2 separate regions of the Homo sapiens genome follow, and region 2 is linked to region 1. Evidence: read pairs that join two places in POLR2A ChIA-PET (ENCODE). Cell type or tissue: Panc1. All regions are shown on one strand. Each heading gives the region's core, and the rest is flanking DNA. Links, peaks and the distances in the headings are about the cores only.

Region 1 (10,602 bases), core at 818-8,817:
GGTGGGGGACGATGGGAAGGGTGTGGTAGTGGTAAGCTGTCTTACTCCCTTCCTGCCAGACACCCCAGTCTCTATAAGCAGTTATTCTGAAGACTCTCATTTGGCATGCGCTATGGACTGAACGTGTGTCCCCCGCCCCGCCTAAATTCATATGCTGAAACTGTAATCCCTAAGATGATGGTATGAGGAGGTGGAGACTTCAGGAGGTAATTAGGTGGAGCCCTCATGATGGGACTGGTGCCCTTTTAAGAGACAGGAGAGCGCTTGCTTCCTCTCTCTCCACCATGTGAGGACATACCAAGAACTGATTCAGCCTGCACCTGGGTCTTCACTTCCAGCCTCCAAAACTGTGAGAAATAAATTTCTGTTGCCTAAGCCACTCAGCCTATGACATTTTTGTTATGGCAGTCTGAACTAACTAAGGCAATATGAGAATGGGAGAGAAGCGCTCCAGCTACTCTCCCAGGGGGAGGTGGGACAAACATACAAAGAAATCCCTATTAATCTTTGTACTCCTCCTGAATGGAAACTGAAGGAAGGTGAAGTAGATGAGGTTCAAGTCACCTCCTAGCAAATCATACACAGATATTCTAAAACTCTCTTTAAGTTTTGAAACTGGTGCACCATGATAATTCCACTGAACTAATTAATTGTCTCTGGTTGGAAAAATCTCAAAATTGTGAGGTACACGATTTAGAAAGAACAAGGACTATAAATACATTTAAAATATTTTTCCTAACCCTCCATACTAAGATGCAAAAAAATACCAATATTCATCTTCTCTGAAGCATGAATCACCTCAGAATAGCCCACGATGTACACTAATATGTGGAAGTACCTTCATGGGATTTAAATATATTTACCTTTCAATTATAGAATTAAGATGATTTTGGAAAATGGATAAAGAGACATTGAAATGTGGAAAAGTTGAACTCTTACACACTCATGCAAAATAGTTGATTTCCTCTTTTTGGCAATATCCCACCTGCTTTGCCCCTGCAACCCTCTGCATTCCTTGCTGCTGCCACACATGGAGGCATAGATACATGCTCTCACACACACACACACACACACAAACACACAAACACATAGACACACACAGACACATACAGACACATACACAGACACAGACATACAGACACAGACACACACACAGACACATACACAGACATATACACACAGACACATACACAGACACACATACAGACACAGACACACACACACACACACAGACACACACACAGACACAAATACAGACAATACAAACACACATACAGACATATAACATACAGACACACACACAGACACACACACAGACACAAGTACAGACACTGCAGACACACAGACACACATGCAGACACAGACAGACACACACAGACACACAGACACAAATACAGACACTACAAACACATACAGACATATATACAGACACACACAGACACACATAGACACACACACAGACACACAGACACAAGTACAGACACTGCAGACACACAGACACACACGCAGATACATACAGACACAGGCACATACAGACACACACATATACACAGGCACACACAGACACACACAGACACACACAGACACACACAGACACACAGACACATATGGAGACACACATACAGACACACATGCACACACAGACACACAGACATATACACAGACATACAGACACACAGACATATACACAGACACAGGCACACACACATGCACACAGACATACAGACACAGACACATCAGGCACACACGTAGACACATACACACAGATACACACATAGACACATACAGACACACAGACACACATAGACACACACAGAGACACACATACAGACACTTAGACACACCTGTGTATGGGAAAACAAGCCCTTAGTCTTTCCACTTCCTATTTGTCCCCTGACCCTTCTTCTATACCGTATACTCCATTTCAACCTTCCAATGCCGTTTACCATGTTCTGGATCTCCCATGCCTTGTAAATCCTGACAACATTTGTGTGTCTTTTGTCCTAGACCTTTGGGCTTCACTTTCTACTCACTGCCAAGAAAAAGTAATTCCCGATAGTGTTCTTGTTGGGGGTAAAAAGACATTCTTATGTGGTATCTCTCAGGCACCAAATGTACACCTTCTTTGCTCTCTTCAGTTCACACCACATAGACAAGCCTATAAAGAATTCCTTCTAGGAGGTTATTTGACATCTATTGAATTGGTTTTGGGGGCTCAGCCAAAAATAAGATAACGGAAAAATTTTATTTCATACCCTATTATATAGTAAATATTGTCCAGATTTAATAAACGATGTTTCTATTCTTTGCAAGTAGAATTATTTATCAGTAAATCCTAAGTGGCTTTTTAAAAATGACTAGAGTTTCCTGGAGACTAAAGCTTTCACACAAGTTTAATTTTAAAGCTTTTCATTATTTTCTTTGTCTTCATTAGTCTTTAAGCAGCAAGTTCTCATTATAAACTAAACCATGCAAAGCGTGTAATATACAAGACACTCCTCCCGCTCCCTTGCAGCCGGAGGCATCCATGAACTTAGTAAAGATTGTTTCAGCAGAAATGCAAAAAGAGTCCATTTTTGGCCTTTGGCTGCAAAAAAGTCCCTTGAATCCTCCCAATTTTTTTTCAGCACTTTCATTGGTTAATTCCTACTCGTTAAAAAAAATTACTTGAGGTAAGACTGCTATACAAAAAGCCATACATAGTTAATGTGTACAACTTAATGAGTTTGGAGATTAGTATATACCCATGAAACCATCACCACAATCTATGGTACAAACCTATTCGTCACCTCCGAAAGTTTCCATCTACCCTCTTCATTTATTATTATTATATTTTTGGTGATAAGAATCCTTAACATGAAAAATACTCTTAGTAGGTTTGTAAGTATACAATACAATATTGTTAGGTTATGCAACATAAAAAATACTACTCATTTTTTATCACTTGGCTCTGGTCTCATCTCTCCATAATGCCTTTGCCAGTTTCTACTAAGTTCTCCTATTTTGACTTGATAGTATTAATGCATACCCTTATCTCGGTACTTCATATGCACCTTGAAATTATCCGTGTTACCTCTTTCTCAGTCCTTACAATGTTCTCGGAAGGAACCATGTCTTACTCTTCTTTGTTACCCCTCTTCCAAAGTGCCTATCACATAGTAGGTGCTCAATAAATGTTTATTGAATAGAGAGAAATAGGTAAGATTAGGATCCATTTCTGATCACATTTTACAAGCAACAAAACTAACGCTCTCCAGGAATGGGCAAACTATTTCAGTAAAGGGCCAGAGAGTAAATATGTTATGCTTTGTTGGCCATCTGGACTCTTTCACAACTACTTAACTCTGCTGTTGTAGCAGGACAGCAGCCATAGACAATCTGTAAATGACTGGGTGCGGCTGTGTTCCAATGAAACTTTATTTACAAAACAGATGGCACACAGATTTGCTTCTAAGGCTCTAGTTTGCAGCTTCTCCTCTACTAAACTAAGAGTGGTTTACTGACTTAGTTTCACATCTAGAGTATATTTGTGTATGGCAAAACTCAAAGTCTTTTTACATAGTTGAATGATAGTATATTGTGGTGGAATAGTAATCTGCTCAATAGTTTGCTAGTGGTCTAAAGATCTGATGTTCAATCAAAGATGTGTAATTTACTACTAAGAGGAAGCAAGTTAAGCCTCACTAATTCTAATGTACTTGTGAGTGGAAAGATACAATGAATATCATGTTAAGAAAATAGTACACGTTTAAGAACAATCTGTTCCCCTATGGTCTCCTAGGTCATCAAGAGAATGGACTCTTTAATGGACAAGAATTATGTGCTCAGTAAAATGGTAATATTGGCTCTGCCTGTCAAAGGAAGCGTTCATTATTCACAGGTGTATATTTATCAGCATCTTCCTGAGTTGATGCCTGTTTCCCAACCATTTCTTGGCATTAAAGACTTCCTCTGGTAGGTCTATCTCCTCACAGGGCTCCATGTGGTCCAGGCTGGATCTTTGCATATATGGCTTTTCCCACCAGGATGTGGGGGTGTTAGAGGATAGATTCCAAGATCTCCAAGGTCCCAAGCAGTCCTCAAATTTATTAGCTATTATCTCTTTTCAAATGCATCTTTTCCATGCGAGCCCCTTTTGGCTTGAAACATTATCTAAGTTTAAATTAGCTGTTTCTTCTCTGACCTCAAGTTGCTGCAACACATATGGCAGGATTATCTTGGCTATTAATCTGATCTCTGTGTAATTCCCTCTCCTTCTGTTTCTTACCTTCAGTGAATCCAGGGGCACCCGTAAACTCTAATCACACATTGATCTAAGCATTTCAGATACTTGCTTGTAAAGACTACCTGAACCTGGGGCTGAGACTGTGAGGAGAAGATGGAAGAGGGGTGATTGGGATATGAGAGAAAAGTGTGGAGGCAACAGATTTTTCGGAGTGAAGCCAGGAAGTAGAAGGAGGACCAGGAAGTAGAAGGAGGACCGGGAAATGGAAGGAGTGCCAGGAAGTGGAAGGAGTCAATGCCACACTGTGCTTGAAATCAACTTGCCCTCAGTGACTCAATGCCCGTGGACAACACACCATCTAAAAGTGTTGGGTCCTTATTTGTCCCCTGAACAGAAGGTAGGCTTCTTGGTTGCCTTGTCAGGGCAGAAAGCGTGGAAGAAAAACATGGTATCCTGGCCTACATGCAGCTGATCAGAACAGCTGGGAATTTCCCTGTGAGATGGAACAACTCTGGACCTACCACTGCTGTTACCCGCACTGCTTCGCCTTTAATGGTTGTTATTTCTCATGGGTTAGTCTTGTTTTTAGTTACTATTTTATGAAGAAATTCCTTCCTCTCAAGGTAGATAGAATAAGATCAACCTCACGGAGTTATTGTGGGGATAAAATAAGAGGACGTGTGGGCCGGGTGCGGTGGGCTCACGTCTGTAATCCCTGTACTTTGGGAGGCTGAGGCGGGTGGAGCACTTGACGTCAGGAATTCGAGACCAGTCTGGCCAACATGGCGAAACCTCGTCTCTGCTAAAAATACAAAAATTAGCTGGGCATGGTGGTGCACACCAGTAATCCCAGCTATTTGGGAGGCTAAGGCAGGAGAATTTCTTGAACCTAGGAGGCAGAGGCTGCAGTGAGCCAAGATTGAGTCTCTGCACTCCAGCCTGGGTGACAGAGCAAGACTCTGTCTCCAAAAAAAAAAAAAAAAAAGCAAGTATGGAATGCCTCTGAAATTATTATGATATTCCAAAATAAAGAATTGTTATATGTTAAAAGCTCCCTGAGGATCAAGTTTTGGACTCCTCTCATCTCACGTAATGACTCATATGACAGCATATCATCAGGATATGGTTTATGAGATTTTCCTGGAATTACATCATATTGATGACACATTTATGCGCCTTTGCAATTACAAAATTCCTCCTATGTTGAATGTTGTTATTCTCCCCTCATGATTCAGTTCAAATGCCTTCTTCTCTTTAACGCCTTTGTCAACATCCCACTTCCTCCAGTCTCCCCAGTGCTCTGCTCATAATTCTCCTATCCACATCACATTGTGTAATGATTGTTTATTTACATGTCTGATTATCCTGCTAGTTTGTGAGCACTTGGAGAAGAGAAAATGCACAGCCTATATTTTATTCATGTCTGTATGCCCAACGTGTGCACCAACTGACAGCATAAGTGCTCCATGTGTATTCAATATTTCCTAAATGTAAAGTTGAGAGTAGTCCTTCAGCTTTGGGATTTTGTTGACGTTCTCAGTGAAACCCAGGTTTGGAACTCTAACAAATATATTTGAATATTTCTCGGGCCTATAAATGCAGCTTGGAACTAAAGACATCTGGTCTACTATAAAAATCTTCTGAATGGTCTCTATTCCTCTATTCATGTTTCCTTTCAATCATTTTCCAATTCCTGCCAAAGAGAATATTCCAAAACAAATCTGTTTATTACTTTTTAATTAAAAGTCTTCAAAGTCTTCCCCTTGCTAAAGGATAAAATTTTTTTTAGGGTGGCATCCAAGACCTTACTTAATTTAATCCTCTCGATCTTCCATGACTTATCTCTTGATGCATCTTCTCCATTCTCCCCTCAGTCCCCCACCAATACACACAACTACCTCACAACCCTGCACTTTCCACCCCACCTACCTGCTTTATAGATGCTGAATTACAAGTAATTATCTAAATGGACCACACTGCAGGAACTTCTGTAGCCATTTTCCATCATTGTCCTGTTCTTTCATTGTTGTTTCTATTTCTTTTTTTATCTCCCTAATTATTTAAACCATATTTTACAGACTTGTTACATTTACTGACTCTCATGGTGGTGGAGATGGATTTTTTCCTAGTGTGCCTGTGTGTGGGTGAGTTTTGTTTTATTTGCTTATTTTATTGTGAGATCATTTTCAGCAGGGGTTGATTCGCTTCCCACTCCCAGGTAGTAGAAGTACCAGTTTTGCCAGTTTCCTAGTGGTTTTATGGGTCCTAGACCAGCTCTATGTTAATGTCCCAGCTTGGGATTTTGATAGCATGGGGACAATATAAATTGGAGCCTTACATGCTTGTGTGCCTTAGGTTTGCAATTTCTCGTTTTTTCCCTACTGAGTCGCGGGTAGATGGCAAACTTCCTTGCTACCTCTCTAGGCTTTTGGGTGGAGTATTTCTAGTTCCTTTTTAACAGATGGGCCTGGCTAAATGTAGAGGATTCAGCTCTAGCTCTCCATGTCAGATCTCACATGGGTCAGTGTCCTTACCCTCTTCCTGCCTGGACATTAAAACTCAGCTGTATTGCTAAGCAGGCCTGACAACCCCGTGAGAGGCTGTTGCATCAGCTCTATTTACTAGCCTGTATTTAATTTCCCTCTTCCTTGCTTAAACCTATGGGTTTGTTTCTGTTTTCTTTTTTCAAGCTCAATCATTTTTCCTTACGCTGTTTTATCTAGCATGTGGGAGAATTGGTGTCAGTGTAGTCCAATAGGTTGTTGGAGGGCCTCTGTGTTACCTGCTGTGGTTATTCCCACGTTCTCCTTTACATGGAAGACTCTGTCATCAAACCAACCCAGACTGCAGGGCAACCTTGCTCTTCATACTCAGCCGAGCATCCCCTTCTCTATTGAACTTTTTTAAACCTTTCTCCAGATTAGAATTAGTCTCTCCCTCACTGGTACTTCCACCACACACTGTTTAGTTTTAAACCGTAAGACCCGTGACGCTGATGTGCTTACATTGTGTTCATGAGTCCTTTTTCCTTCTTGAAGATTATATTTTATTTATCTTTGTGTCCTTAGGGTCCTGCGCTTTGCAGGGTCCATAACAGGTGTTTAATACAAGCCAAATAATGGATGAATGAGTGAATACATAAAATGGGTGGATAATAAGAAATGACAGAATAGTAGCAATAGTAGAATTTCATAGTTCCCCTAGGTCAGGCATGGTGGTGTGCACCTGTAGTCCTTGCTATCCAGTAGGCTGAGGCAGGAGGATCACATGAACCCAGGAGTGCCAGGCTGGAATAAACTATGATTACGCCACTGCACTCCAGCCTGACAACAGAGTGAGACCCTAAAAAGAAGAGAGAAAAGTTCCTCTCTCTCTGTCTTTATGCTGTGTTTCTAGGCCACATCTATAAATAAATTAAGAAAGTCAAATTTAAACTATCTTATCCTGAAAAGAAGTGAAATGTAAGATGTTTATTGAAACTAGCAGCGATCACATCTAGTGCCCCCCATGTGCCAGGCACATTAAATTCACATATCTACTTTTTACAGCAACATTTTGATGTAGGTGCTATGAATATTCTTTTTACACGTGAGGGAAATGAGTCACCAAAAGGTTGAATAACTTGACCAAACTCAAAAATGATAGAGCTGGGATTTGAGCTCAGGTAGTCTGGCTCCAGAGTCTGTATTTTTAACCATAATATTAGATAACCTATCAGTACTAACGAAGAAGACAGAAGGAAGTTTCTGGGTCCATTTTTTTAAAGGAATTATTTGTGAGTTTAAAGTGAATCATTATTTTCTGATGAATATTCAGGTACTTTTTAGAACCCTGCCATGCGGGAAGATAAAAGTCTCACTCAGTAAAATACCTCTAAATTTAACTGATAGGTTTAAAAATCCTTCCACAATTGAACCTAGATTTCAGATGTTGTTATTTAAACACCTTTCTTTCTGTTTCCTTCCTTATTCACAGGAAAAAAAAAAAAAAAGAACAAATACAACCACCTCCTTTTGGTCTTCCTAGAAATATAAGTTGAAGCCTTATTAGAAATCATTTGGTATACATCCCTTTTCCTTAAAATCCGGAAAGCACCACGAATATTTTGAATTTATTTTATTTTATTTTTGAGATGTAATCTCACTCTGTCACCCAGGCTGGAGTGCAGTGGCACAATCTTGGCTCACTGCAACCTCCACCTCTCACGTTCAAGCAATTGTCTCACCTCAGCCTCCCAAGTAGCTGGGACTACAGGCTCCCGCCACCACACCCAGCTAATTTTTGTATTTTTAGCAGACGCAAGGTTTCACCATGTTAGTCAGGGCGGTCTTGAACTCCTGACCTCAAGTGATCCACCTGCCTGGGCCTCCCAAAGTTCTGGGATTGCAGACGTGAGCCACTGGGCCAGGCTATTTTGGATATACTGATAGAAAATCACCCTGCTCATTCATTCTCCTTATCACCGACTGAGAAGTAAGAAGCAAGACATACTGGATGGAGCAAAGCAACAGGCTCCATCTGCCCAGTCATTTTGACTGTCATACTGCCTGCAGGTGGTAACCACAATGCTTATACTTGTGGATGCAGAGGCCCAATAATTCCTGCATTGCAAATATGATCTCATCTCCTATCGAAGCTCCTTTAATGGAATTTTGTGGAGAAGTGATAACCTTCCCTGAATGTAAGAGTGGGCGAAAGAATCTCAAACCACAAGACACATTGACCATAAGCAAAATGGGAATGTGTTTTTGGAGCAGCAGAAACTTTTTACTTAGGATTATTAAAGAATATGCTAAAGAAAGATAAGCAACTTGAGCGGTTACTAAATATACCAAGCATGCATGGGGCTGAGATATGTGGGGTTATGTGCAGCTGAGCAAACAAAATGACTATTTTTGTAGGGACCCTGAGTGTGTGGCGCTTTGGGTTTGATGACGCACCTCACTATTTAAGGAATGCTGGAGAATTATCCTATCTGAAGTCCAGAACAGATTTTTCTCTTCGAGAGAAAATTAGTTTTTTAATGTTTGAATGGACATTGAGTAAAATGTATCATGAAAATATCTAATAATTTACCATGCCACCAAGATGGCACAGCCTCAGAGCCATGCTGAGATCAGAAGAAAATTGAAATAATTGGTAGAGTACAAAGGGCTTCATTTTTCTTTTCCTTTTTGGCAATAAACTGGCTCCATTACAGTGTTAGTGAGTTTCAGAAAATGGATGGTTATTGACATGAGATTACTTGTGAAGCATAGTGTAGATCATTCAGTTGAAAAGGATTGTGTTTTTTTCTTTTTAAGCCCAAAGTACTATATTTAGGTCAATATTTAAACACATGGTAGAACTTATTAAAAGTAGTAAAATTGAAATGTTTGTCACTTAATGAATGATTGGCAACCTTGCTTAAGATATCTTGGCCACGTGTGGGCTCATAAGCAAGATCCTTAAGGTATTTAAAAGGAAATTAGGCTCTCTGCTCCTCCGGTTTGGCAGCCACATTTTCTCATGCAGTGTCAGCCGTGTCCCTGAGACACCATGGTGGAAGTGCAGGTCAGACTAAACGGATTTGGCCATATTGAGTGCCTGGTCACCAAGGCTGCTTTTAACTTTGGGAAGCAGATATTGTTGTCATCAATGATCCTTTCATTGACCTCAACTACATGCTCTGCATATTCCAGTATGATTCCATGGCATTGGCAAGGCTGAGAATGGGAAACTTGTCATCAGTGGAAATCCTATCACCGTGTTCCCGGAGGAAGATCCCACCAAAAGCAAATGGGGTGATGCCAGTGCTCATTATGTTGGGGAGCCCACTGGCATCTTCACTCCCACTCCCATGGAGAAGGCTGGGGCATACTGAGAGTAGGGAGTCAAAATGGTCATCATCTCTGCCCTGTCTGTTGATGACCCCATGTTCGTGATGGGGGTGAACCATGAGAAGTTCAAAAACAGCCTCAAGATCATCAGCGATGCCTCCTGTACCACCAACTTCTTCGCACCCCTGGTCAAGGTCATCCATGCCAACTTTGGCATCATGACTTATGACCACAGTCCATGCCATCACTGCCACCTACAAGACCAGGGAATGGCCCCTCTGGGAAACAGTGGTGCGACAGCCGCGGGACTCTCCAGAACATCATCTGTGCATCTACTGGTGCTGCATCTACCAAGCTGAACAGGAAGCTCACTGGCATGTCCTCACCACCAATATGTCGGTCATGGACCTGACCTGCCATCTGGAGAAACCTGCCAAATATGATTACATCAAGAAGGTGGTGATGCAGGCATTGGAGGGCCCCTTCAAGGGCATCTTGGGCTACACTGAGCACCAGGCTGTCTCCTCCAACTTTAACAGTGACATTTACTCTTCCACT
Region 2 (10,602 bases), core at 1,403-9,402, 100 kb before region 1:
CAAAAATAATTTTGCAGTGTTCAGTCAGCTCCAATGGTGTGAAAATTAGTCAAAATGAGAAATGCATGAATGCTTTGGTTACAGTCTTGAAGGTCAACTTGAATCTGAATTCAATGTCGGCTGGACCCAAATAATTTTCTAGAATCAGAAAATTCTACTTCCTACTAGGTTGACATTCGTAACCTTCCTGGATCCTATCAGAGAAACCTTGTTCATCATTTCATTTCCAAATTATGAAGACCACCTGGGCCTGACTGAAGATGCTTGTTTCTTCCTCTTCCCTAACGCCCTTTCCACCAGTGCGGACTGCAGGTATGGACATAGGGAAGGGTGGGTAAGTATTAAGTGCTATGAGCTCCGAGGAAGAAGAAATTCCATATATACAACCAGATAGTGCATGTGTGTGTAATGCTTATTTTGTGCCCATTTAATTAATGCCATGATCACTATTCCTTCTAGTAATTAATTTGATTTTCATTAGTAATAGAAAGATAGATCAACTCCTTGAAATCAGAGAGAGCTTTAAAAAATGCTCAGCCAGGAGGTGTTAAGTATTTCACTAAGTGTGAGACTTCTGGCAAAACCCCCATCTCAGCATTCGGTTGTTCTCTTTGTTAACAGTTGTTGGCAGAGATACAGGAATAGATTTTGACCAGCAATTCCATAAGTACTTTACTCTACTGAAATCCATTTTTTGATTTATAAACTGCACATTTAATGTAAATAGCACATTATTCCCCTCGTCACAGAGTTGATATAGTAATGATGAATGTCTATAAGTGATAATTACTCTGCATTTAGGGTTCTCTGCATGATCTCGGCTCACTGCAACCTTATACAAACCTTATACAAACAGTTATATCTCAAGCTGGCCCTAGGCAAAATTGTACAATGGTCTAATAAAGTGTCTTTTACTTATATCTTACGTTCTGCTGCTGCTTCTTATATATATACATAGTGTAGACTCCCAGGAGTGGGATTTCTGGGTCAAAGGGTATGTTGAATTTGTCTTCTGTTATTGTCAGATTGCTCTCCAAGAAGACATTAATCTAGCAATGTGTAGTAGATTTCTCCTGCAAACCCACCAACAAGAGATGTTATCTATTTTTAGAATGTTATGAGTACAATGCTGTATAAAGTGATATGATACTGTGTACTTACTTGCATTTCTGTGACTATTAGTAAATTTGAGCATATTTTTACTTTTCTTCAAGCCTTGTATAACTTTTAACCATTCACGTTTTTTCTTTTACTATCTTCCATTACATCTACAGCAACCAGCCATTTTTCTTTAAACACAAAATTAATCTATTTTCCATAAATAAAAAACACATCCACTATTAGAACATATATTCATATTTCTTTGCCACCATATCCCTCCATCACTCACATCAATTACAATTTTGACTAAAGTCATTAACTTTGAGGTACGTCTACTTTTTCACTTTCTGGAATTTCTATATTCAGATGCTTGGGGGACTAATGCTCTAATGTTCTTATCATCCTGTTGCTCCGTTTTTTATCTCTGTATCTTTTTTTTTTTGAGGCAGGGTCTCTATCTGTTGCCCAGGCTGCAGTACAGTGGCGTGATCTCAGCTCACTGCAACCTCCACCTCCCCAGTTCAAGCAATCCTCTTGCCTCAGTCTCCCAAGTAGCTGGGATTACAGGTGTGTGCCCCCAGGCCCACCTAATTCTTATATTTTTAGTACAGATGGAATTTCACCATGTTGGCCAGGCTGGTCTCAAACTCTTGATCTCAAATGATCCACCCCCGCTCAGTCTCCCAAAGTGTTGGGATTATAGGCATGAGCCACCACACTCGGCCATCTCTGTACCTTTTTGTTCTATTTGCTGGTAGTTCCTAAACTTCATGTCCCACCCCTTCTATTGAATTTTTCATTTCTGCTTTCATGTTCTTAATTGTGAAGAACTTCTTTTTGTTCTCTGAATGTTTCTTTTAAAAATGCTATTCTATTCGTATTTCATGGATGCAATATCTTAAATCTGAACGTATATATTTTAAAAAGAGTTCTCTCACTCTCAGCATTGTCTCTCATTGCTGTTTTTGGTCCCTGTCTTCCATGTAAAAAATGTTCCTTGGGGGCTGGGCGCAGTGGCTCACGGCTGTAATCCCAGCACTTTGGGAGGCTGAGGTGGGCGGATCACAAGGCCAGGAAATCAAGACCATCCTGTCTAATAGGGTGAGACCTCATTTCTACTAAATATACAAAAACTTAGCCAGGCGTGGTGGTGAGTGCCTGTAGTCCCAGCTACTCGGGAGGCTGAGGCAGAAGAATTGCTTGAACCCGGAAGGTGGAGGTTGCAGTGAGCCGAGATCACACCACTGCACTCCAGCCTGGGCGACAGAGCGAGACTCCTTCTCAAAAAAAGAAAAAACAAAACAACAACAACAACAACAACAAAAAACGTTCCTTGGATGTCTCATCATCCTTAGTTGTCTGCTCTTATTTAACAGTGGGGAGCTAAGAGGCTGGCTGGTGTTCTGGGTGTGTCAGGTGGGCTTATGGAGTACAGAGTGACCCCACTGTTTGGATTGGTGAGGAGCTCTATTCCCTACCCCTCCATTGTCCCCCTTCCCACTGCACCACATCAACATGTTTAGATCTATCTTCTTGTCCAAGTCTCTTGAGAAGAATCTTCATCTCTTGCCTGGAGGGTGAGAGCTTGACTGTTTGCATTGTGGATTTTGAGAAGGACTGGAAGTCTACGTGTTTTCACTTAATCCCCCTTAAGTCCAGGCTGGTGTAGGGAGACAGCCTTTCTTCCCCCTTCTCCAAAGAATGAAGCCTAACTCTGGGGTGAGGAAAGGAGGGTGGAGTAGAAAGGGATTGAAGAGTCTGACTGTGTCTTAAACAGATTTCAAACCATCCTTATTTTAGTTTCTCACTTTGCCCCCACTTCCAGAGGCACCTAGTGCCTCCCATTCCTGAGCTTTTTGTGAATACTGTGTTGCAAATCAAGTTGATTCTTCACCTTTCCCATGGATGACTTAAACCCACTGATGTGCTAAGCCAGCTCTCATTCTTATGTCTGCTTTCCAAACCCAGACTTTGTATTGCCTCCTCTCCAATCCTCCACGTCCTTAAAGCTCTGTCTTCTTTCATTGCAAAATCTTTTGTTAGGTCAGGCACGGTGGCTCACACCTGTAATCCCAGCACTTTGGGAGGCCTAGGCGGGAGGATCACCTGACGTCAGGAGATCAAGACCATCCTGGCCAACATGGTGAAACCCCATCTCTACTAAAATACAAAAAAATTAGCCAGGTGTGGTGGCGTGCACCTGTAGTCCCAGCTACTCAAGAGGCTGAGGCAAGGGAATCGCTTGAACCCAGGAGGCAGAGGTTGCAGTGAGCTGAGATCACGCCATTGCACTCCAGCCTGGCGACAGAGCAAGACTCTGTCTCAAAAAATTAAAATAAAATAAAATAAAACATAAAAAAATCTTTCATTATAGTTTTTGGAAGGACTGAAATTAGATGCACTCTTCAATCCTTACAGCAGCAAATTTTTCTTTTATTACTTTGTTTTATGTGTCTTCCTTGCAATTAGTATTAACCTAGGATTTTTTAAAAAACCCACTCTCTGCTTTGTAGTTTAATGATTGATGTATTAGATTTTATCTCATATATCTGACTTTATATTTATTTATTTTATACATTTTTATGTTATTTTCTTTTTTCCCTTTCTTTGGTAGGTTTGATCAAGTTCAGTTTCTTTCTTTTCCCTTGATAATTAGTATATTTTTTCATTCTGTGTTCCCTTCCTGTCTCTCATAATTACATAGATCTTTCTTTATGATTTTTGAAAACAAGATACCAATTATTTCCCTAATCCAGATGTCTTTTAAACTTCATGCTTTCTCCCTCCATCAGAATACATTTCTTCATTCTTCTGCCTTTCCTCCCAGCAAACGAGACCTTTGGAAATTTTTTTTTTTTCTTTTTTTTTGAGATGGAGTCTCACTCTGTTTCCCAGGCTAGAGTGCGCACCACTGCAACCTCTGCCTCCTGGGTTCAAGCGATTCTCCTGTCTCAGCCTCCCGAGTTGCTGAGATTACAGGCCTGTGCCACAACACCCAGCTAATTTTTGTTACTTTTAGTAGAGACGGGTTTTGCCATGTTGGCCAGGCTAGTCTCAAACTCCTCACCCGCCTTGGCCTCCCAAAGTGCTGGGATTACAGGCGTGAGCCACTGCGCCCGGCCCCATTTATCTATATCTTATTTTCTTTTCCTCTTCCTCTGTGCCTTGGAATTTCATTATGATTTAAACTGGCAGGTGGTTTGGATATAGGATTTTTGGATTGTGACCATTTTCTCTCAAAATTCTTTTTCTTCATAATTTCCATCGTGTATATTTTTGCTTTGTGCTTTAAGATATTTATTCTATTAAATATTTTATGCCACTATTTTGGACCTCAACGTGGCCTTCCTTTCTTCCAACTCATGCAATATTAGTTGGGAAATTGTAATTTTTAGCTCCAGACTGACTTCAGACTTGAATTTGGACTTCCTTCACTGTTCTCCCAGAGGCCTTCCCCCATCTCTCTTTCTCTTGGCATGTGTAAATCTGAACAATCCACCTGGTTGCTCGCTCTGTGCTCACTGCGGCTGGAGTGCAGTGGCATGATCTCAGCTCATTGCAACCTCTGCCTCCTGGGCTCAAGCAATTCTTGTGCCAGGCTGGAGTGCAGTGGCACAATCTCAGCTCACTGCAACCTCTGCCTCCCAGGTTCAAGCAATTCTCCTGCCTCAGCCTCCCCTGTAGCTGAGATTACAGGTGTGCCACCATGCCCAGCTAATTTTTGTATTTTTAGTAGAGATGGGGTTTCACCATGTTGGTCAGAGTGGTCTCAATCTCCTGACCTCAGGTGATGATCTGCCTGCCTCGGCCTCCTGAAGTGCTGGGATTACTTGTAGGCATGAGCCACCACGCCCGGCCATATAATGCCTACTTAAGCATCAATTGCTGGCCTGTTCAGTGTTGCTCATATGGTTCTGGTCTGCACTGGGCGAGGGCATTTGGCAATGAGGAAGGAGTGTGCTTGGTTTAGAATAGCAGCTTCTGTGGTTCTTTTTAGAGGTATCATTTCTGCCCAAATCTGGGGTGCCTTTTCATTGATCTATATTTGGGAGTTAAATAAAAGGAGAGTTTTATTCTAATTAATTAAATTAAATTAAATAATTTACTTATTTTTGAGACAGAGTCTTGCTCTGTCACCCAGGCTGGAGTGCAGTGGCGCAATCTCGGCTCTTTGCAATCTCTGCCTCCTGGGTTCCAGAGATTCTCATGTCTCAGCCTCCCAAGTAGCTGGGACTACAGGCATGCGCCACCATGCCTAGCTAAATTTTGTATTTTTAGTAGAGGCAGGGTTTCGCCATGTTGACCAGGCTGGTCTCGAACTCTTGGTCAAAATTGATCTGCCCACCTCGGCATCCCAAAGTGCTGGGATTACGGGTGTGTGCCACCATGCCAGGCCTTATTTTGTTTTTATATTTATTTATTTTTTATTTATTTTTGAGACAGGGCCTTGCTCTGCCACCCAGGCTGGAGGACAGTGGTGCAATCACGGCTCACTGCAACCTCGACCTCTCGAGCTCAATTGATCCTCCCACCTCAGCCTCTCAAGTAGCTGAGTCTACAGGTGTGAGCCACTACACCTGGCTAAGCTTTGTATTTTTTGTAGAGACAGGTTCTTGCTATGTTGCCCAGGCTGGTCTCAAACTCCTGGGCTCAAAAGATCCACCTGCCTTGGCTTCCCAAAGTGCTGGGATTACAGGCATGAGCCACTGCACCTGGCTATGATTTTTAAAATTCAAAAGCAGAGTATAGATGGAAACCTAAATGACGGCAAATAATAATAATAATAAACTCTCAGAGACTGTAGGGTGTAGACCAGGCCCTGGATTAATGGGAATGTCTACATTCCATCCCCTTGAGCTCAAATATTCTAGTCAAAGTGAGTCACCCAAGGTTACTTTCGATAGAAGGTGGGTGTGGAAAGACTTGGACAAGAAAATCTAGGAGCCACAGGAGGCCAGATGCTTCTCTCTACAGGAGACTTGACCTTTGACACAGAGCCCTGAGGAAATCTTGACTGTTTTCTTTAGTATTTGATCCTCAGCTGATGCAAACCATTTATTTATGTTTGCCCATTGGACAGCAGGGGGTTTGGGCTGTTTTCACGTCTATATAAGGCAGTGCAGAGTGCTTCCTTTGATGTGTCCCGCCTCTGCTGTGGCCTCATCATGCCGGGCTAACTTGGTCTTCCCCATGTAGGGCTCTAGATCCCACTCCTAAAAACTCTAATTTGAGGATCAGAGTCTGAAATAGCCCAAAAGGTATCCTGTTTAGCTTGTCATTTAAATAGCTAAGCCCCTGCTACGACCATTTAAAACCATCTCACCTTTCATTTAGCTAAGCAGTTCTTTTTTCAGATTTGGCTTGTTTGTGTTTTTCTCTATTCACTGCAATTCTGCATCTATAAAAAGCATTGATGGAAGGAGGAAAGAGTGAAATCAACATTCTTTTTAGTAGAGGGCCTTAGTTGGAATTGCAGAAATATCAGGGAACTTAGCTATAAAGGCCTCCAGAGTTATCCCTGAGTGCAGGGGGCCAGAGTGGTCACAGTCATGGCCTGGATGTGAAACTTGACTTCAAAAATGACTAGCTTTTTGACCGTAGGCAGGTTATTTGACCTCCCTTTACCTCCATTTCCCCATCTGTAAAACTGGGGTGATAATAGTTCTTGCCTCATAGGTAGGACTGGTTCCATAGCTTCCAGACTCTTGTTCAAATCTCAATGAAATGAAAATGCTGGGCCCCTTGTTCACCTTTCAAGACGGCAGCAGCATAGCATCAAACCAAGTGTGGGACCCCTCTGAGCATGGGCCCTGTGACACTTGCCAGGAAGCTGGCCCTGCTCGCAGGATCACTGTGAGAACTAAATTAATTATTCTATTTAAAGCCCTTAATGTACTACCTGACACATATGCAGTCTATGTAAACATTAATTGAATCTAAAAAATGACAGAGGAGTAATCTGGGAACCAGAGAAATTGTTACTAGCTCAGAGTAACGCAGTGAATTGGTGGTAAAGCGAGCCTTGGATTCGATCTGTTCCGTGGCTTTCTGCATAGTTTACTTATGTATACTCTAGTGGTTTCTTCCGTGAAGCTCTTTCATTGAATCAGCATTTTTGAATGCTTTTCTATATCCCATGTGCAACAGTAAACAGTGGCGACGGGTAGTTCATGAGTTTTGTTTTTATTCGTTATTTCTATTTCCAGTGCTATAGCAGGCTACAATAAATCTTCAGCTATACTAACTCTGTCACTGAACAAGCCATGAGATTCTTACCTTGTTAAGTCACATGAATTTAGAAGAGTCAAGTAAATGACATCTGGGATCTTGGTAGCAACACGTGAAGAAAACTTATAAGTACAAATATTTAAAAAATATAAATGTAAATATAAATGATGGATGAGTTTTCTCGAGTAAAATCAGAGGATGATTTAGATGATCTGAAAGAAGCCTTCTAGCTCTAACATTAGTAACAGAATCACATGGGCCTCAATTCTTTCCTACTGCCCATGTAGCCACAAATGGAAAGATCTCGTTGAAATGACTATTTTTTTTGTTCCTAATGTGTCCTTAAAGAAAATTATTAAAAATATCTCAGGTCAATGACAGATAAAATTTTCCTAAAGTCTTCCTTTAAGAAACCCAAAGAGAGTACAAACTTCTGTCTGTATTCTGATTCATCTTCATTTAGTTTTTCTTGATAAACAGGGAATGTCATTCTTGTTCATTCTGAATTTCAGAATCTAAATTTGGAAAAAGAATACTAAAAGCATGCTAATTAGGCTCTTCAAAGAGTTCTTTAAAAATTTGAATATATAAATAATTTTATCATTCAGGGTGTGAATCAGCTATAGTTAGTCCAAAAAGCTTTTTAAAGCAATATACTTTTTCATGTTCAGGAATGATTTCCTGATATATAAATAACTTCCATTGCCATGGTACTTAGGCCATAAAGGGCCCTGCAGAACACACTTGTCTAATTTGAATTGTTTAGATTAATTTGGCAACTGGTGAAATATCACTTTGATTCTAATTATTGTCATGCTCACCTTGAGTAAGGCTTTTTGTGGTTTAATAATGCATACTCTTATTTCAAACACAAAAGCATCTGTGAAATCTGTCTTAACTATCAATATATTTCTTCTATTTGACATAATTTAATTTAATTTAATATAATTAATATACATTATAAGATCCTTAAATCTCAAAAGAAGATAATCTCCTGTCCTTCACTAGAATTTTTCTGTTCCAGGAAAATGTCATTTTCTATTTGTGGACTCTTCTAGGAAATCTTCATTCCCATTTAGCTGGAGCGGTGATGGAAAGCTATTCCTTCTCTGATGGACTTAACAATGCTATTTCTGTATCTCATTTGTGAGGCTGGGCAGCCATTCATTTGTGGTTAATACTGTAATTCTTAAAATGTATTTTTAAGAAGTGGATAGAAATATCTGATGCTCCATTTTAGTTTGAATGCTATCACTGCTGAAGCACACACAAAACTGTCAGCAAAATGCTGTTTGTATTGGACAACTCCTGTGAATTGAAAGTAGCTAAGCTAAAAAAAGGAAAATTGACAGGTGCCTTATTAGGCCCCAGTGATTAGTCATTTTTGTGTCTGCACAAGTAATTGACACTCACTTCTAAACAAGGATTGTGCATTTGCATGCTTTCAGGAAGAAGTCCTGCTGGGTGATTCTAATCTACTATTTTAGGATGTGATGGCTTAATTTGAAAAATGTTTTTATGAACAAAACATGATCTCTTTCTTGTCACTTTTTTGAATGTCCTCAGGTTTCACAGTGTGATCAGGGACTGAATGGATTTTATTCGGGTACCAAATATCCGATGACTAAATGGGTTTGGCAGTAAAATTGAGGGTTGTGTTGGTAACTACCTTCCACAGGAAGAAGAGATTATCTTTATTCTGTTCTTTTCTTGACGACTGCTGTAAAATGTATTTTTGGTTTGTTACAAACCAGTTGAATCTTTACAGAATTAAAACCAGAGAAGAAATTCTGTGGATAATTATTTTTTTATTCAGGGACTGGCTCCACCTACTACAATTTAGAATTGTAAGAAACTTTAGAGAGTATTAATTTAATTTTTTTAAATTAAAAAAATTTTTTTTGAGACGGACTCTTGCACTGTTGCCCAGGCTGGAGTACAGTGGCATGATCTCAGATCACTGCAACCTCCACCTCCTGGTTCAAGTGATTCTCCTGCCTCAGCCTCCTGAGTAGCTGGGATTACAGGTGCGTGCAACCACACCTGGCTAATTTTTGTATTTTCAGTAGAGACAGCGTTTCACCATGTGGAGCAGGCTGGTCTTGAACTCCTGACCTCAGGTGATTTGCCTGCCTCGGCCTCCCAAAGTGTCTTAACTTTTCTCCATGTGTGTCCCTGACTTTTATGGGTACCTTCCCTATTAGGCACTTGCATCCCAGGTTCAATTTAGTTCCAGAAATATTTACTGAGGCCCTGCTAAGGGCAAGGCACTGATCATGTGTCTTTGGTTGAATTGGGGGTGACAGTGGGATGGTAAATGGAAGCAGCACAATGTGGTACTCAGTGCATTAGCAGGAGAATGAACAAAGGGTTTTGGGAGGACAGGGGTTGAAATGACTACACAGACAAGGTGACAGGAGTGAGGGCCTTGATCTGTGAAGGCACAAAGTTGGCAATGAGGCCATAGTATCTGAAAACACTGAGAGAAGTTCGGTGTGACCCCACTGTAGGGAAGGTGGGAGCATGAGATGAGTATGGAGGAAAGGAGGACAAATTATGAAGGGCTTTGGATGCCAAACTAAAGACGTGATTCTTTAGGCAAGAGTGAGCCAACAAATGGATCTTTAAACATTTTAATTTTTCTTTAAGTTGTGCATGCGCATATGTTAAGGAGTCAAATAGTTCTGCAAGATTTATTACAAAAATCCCAAGAGGGCTCAGCCCTCCTACTTCCCATATTCCCCATTCCAGAGGTAAACACTGTCTAGATGATGGTGCTGGTCTTTACTTCCCACTTTTATGAGATGTGTTTGCATGACTATTTCTTGCTTTTACCAGTCTCGGCCATTATCTATTGGCTTCTCCCCATGGAGGATGAGGATTTGGCTCTCTCCCTGCATCCCCACACCATCCCACACACAAATACCCTTTCTCTGCCACCTCCTTTCCACAGTGTAATTTTTGTTAGATCAACATTCAGTACTGACAATATTAGGCTCGTGTAAATGTATTCACAGCTGAGGCAAATAGTCAACGATGGTTATTTTTACTTTACAGTAGAGTTTCAGCCCTGTCCCTGGAGGGCAGGCTAAATTTTTGTTTGTTTGTTTGCTTGCCTTTTTATTCCATGTACTCATCACTAATTCAACCCTAAAGGTCTTTGCCCTTCTGCCAATTGCCTAAATGTCTTTTCAATATGGCATCAATCAAGCAGTCTAACCATTTCCTATTCCTAATGGAGCCATTCTTGTGGCTTTCAGACCTGCTTCTGTG

Evidence for each region. ChIA-PET counts read pairs that join two places held together with the same protein. Peaks named below come from ENCODE experiments on the same cell type or tissue, not always from the same donor. Only the 100,000 strongest peaks of a DNase experiment are listed, where the experiment ranks them.
Region 2: POLR2A ChIA-PET joins it to region 1 with 5 read pairs; 2 of 35 experiments call an interaction of 5 or more read pairs at or near these places.

What each region holds. Positions count from the first base shown.
Region 1 is chr21:29,212,558-29,223,159 of GRCh38, forward strand. All of the region lies in intron 1 of LINC00189 (long intergenic non-protein coding RNA 189), which reads left to right. It also overlaps the pseudogene GAPDHP14. Among named protein-coding and RNA genes, the nearest start is that of LINC00189, 24 kb to the left of the region's middle. In Panc1, for the core only: no CTCF peak of the experiment used is centred there; a DNase peak (open chromatin) is centred at 5,444.
Region 2 is chr21:29,108,872-29,119,473 of GRCh38, forward strand. It overlaps a transcript of MAP3K7CL not described here. Among named protein-coding and RNA genes, the nearest start is that of MAP3K7CL, 16 kb to the right of the region's middle. In Panc1, for the core only: no CTCF peak of the experiment used is centred there; no DNase peak of the experiment used is centred there.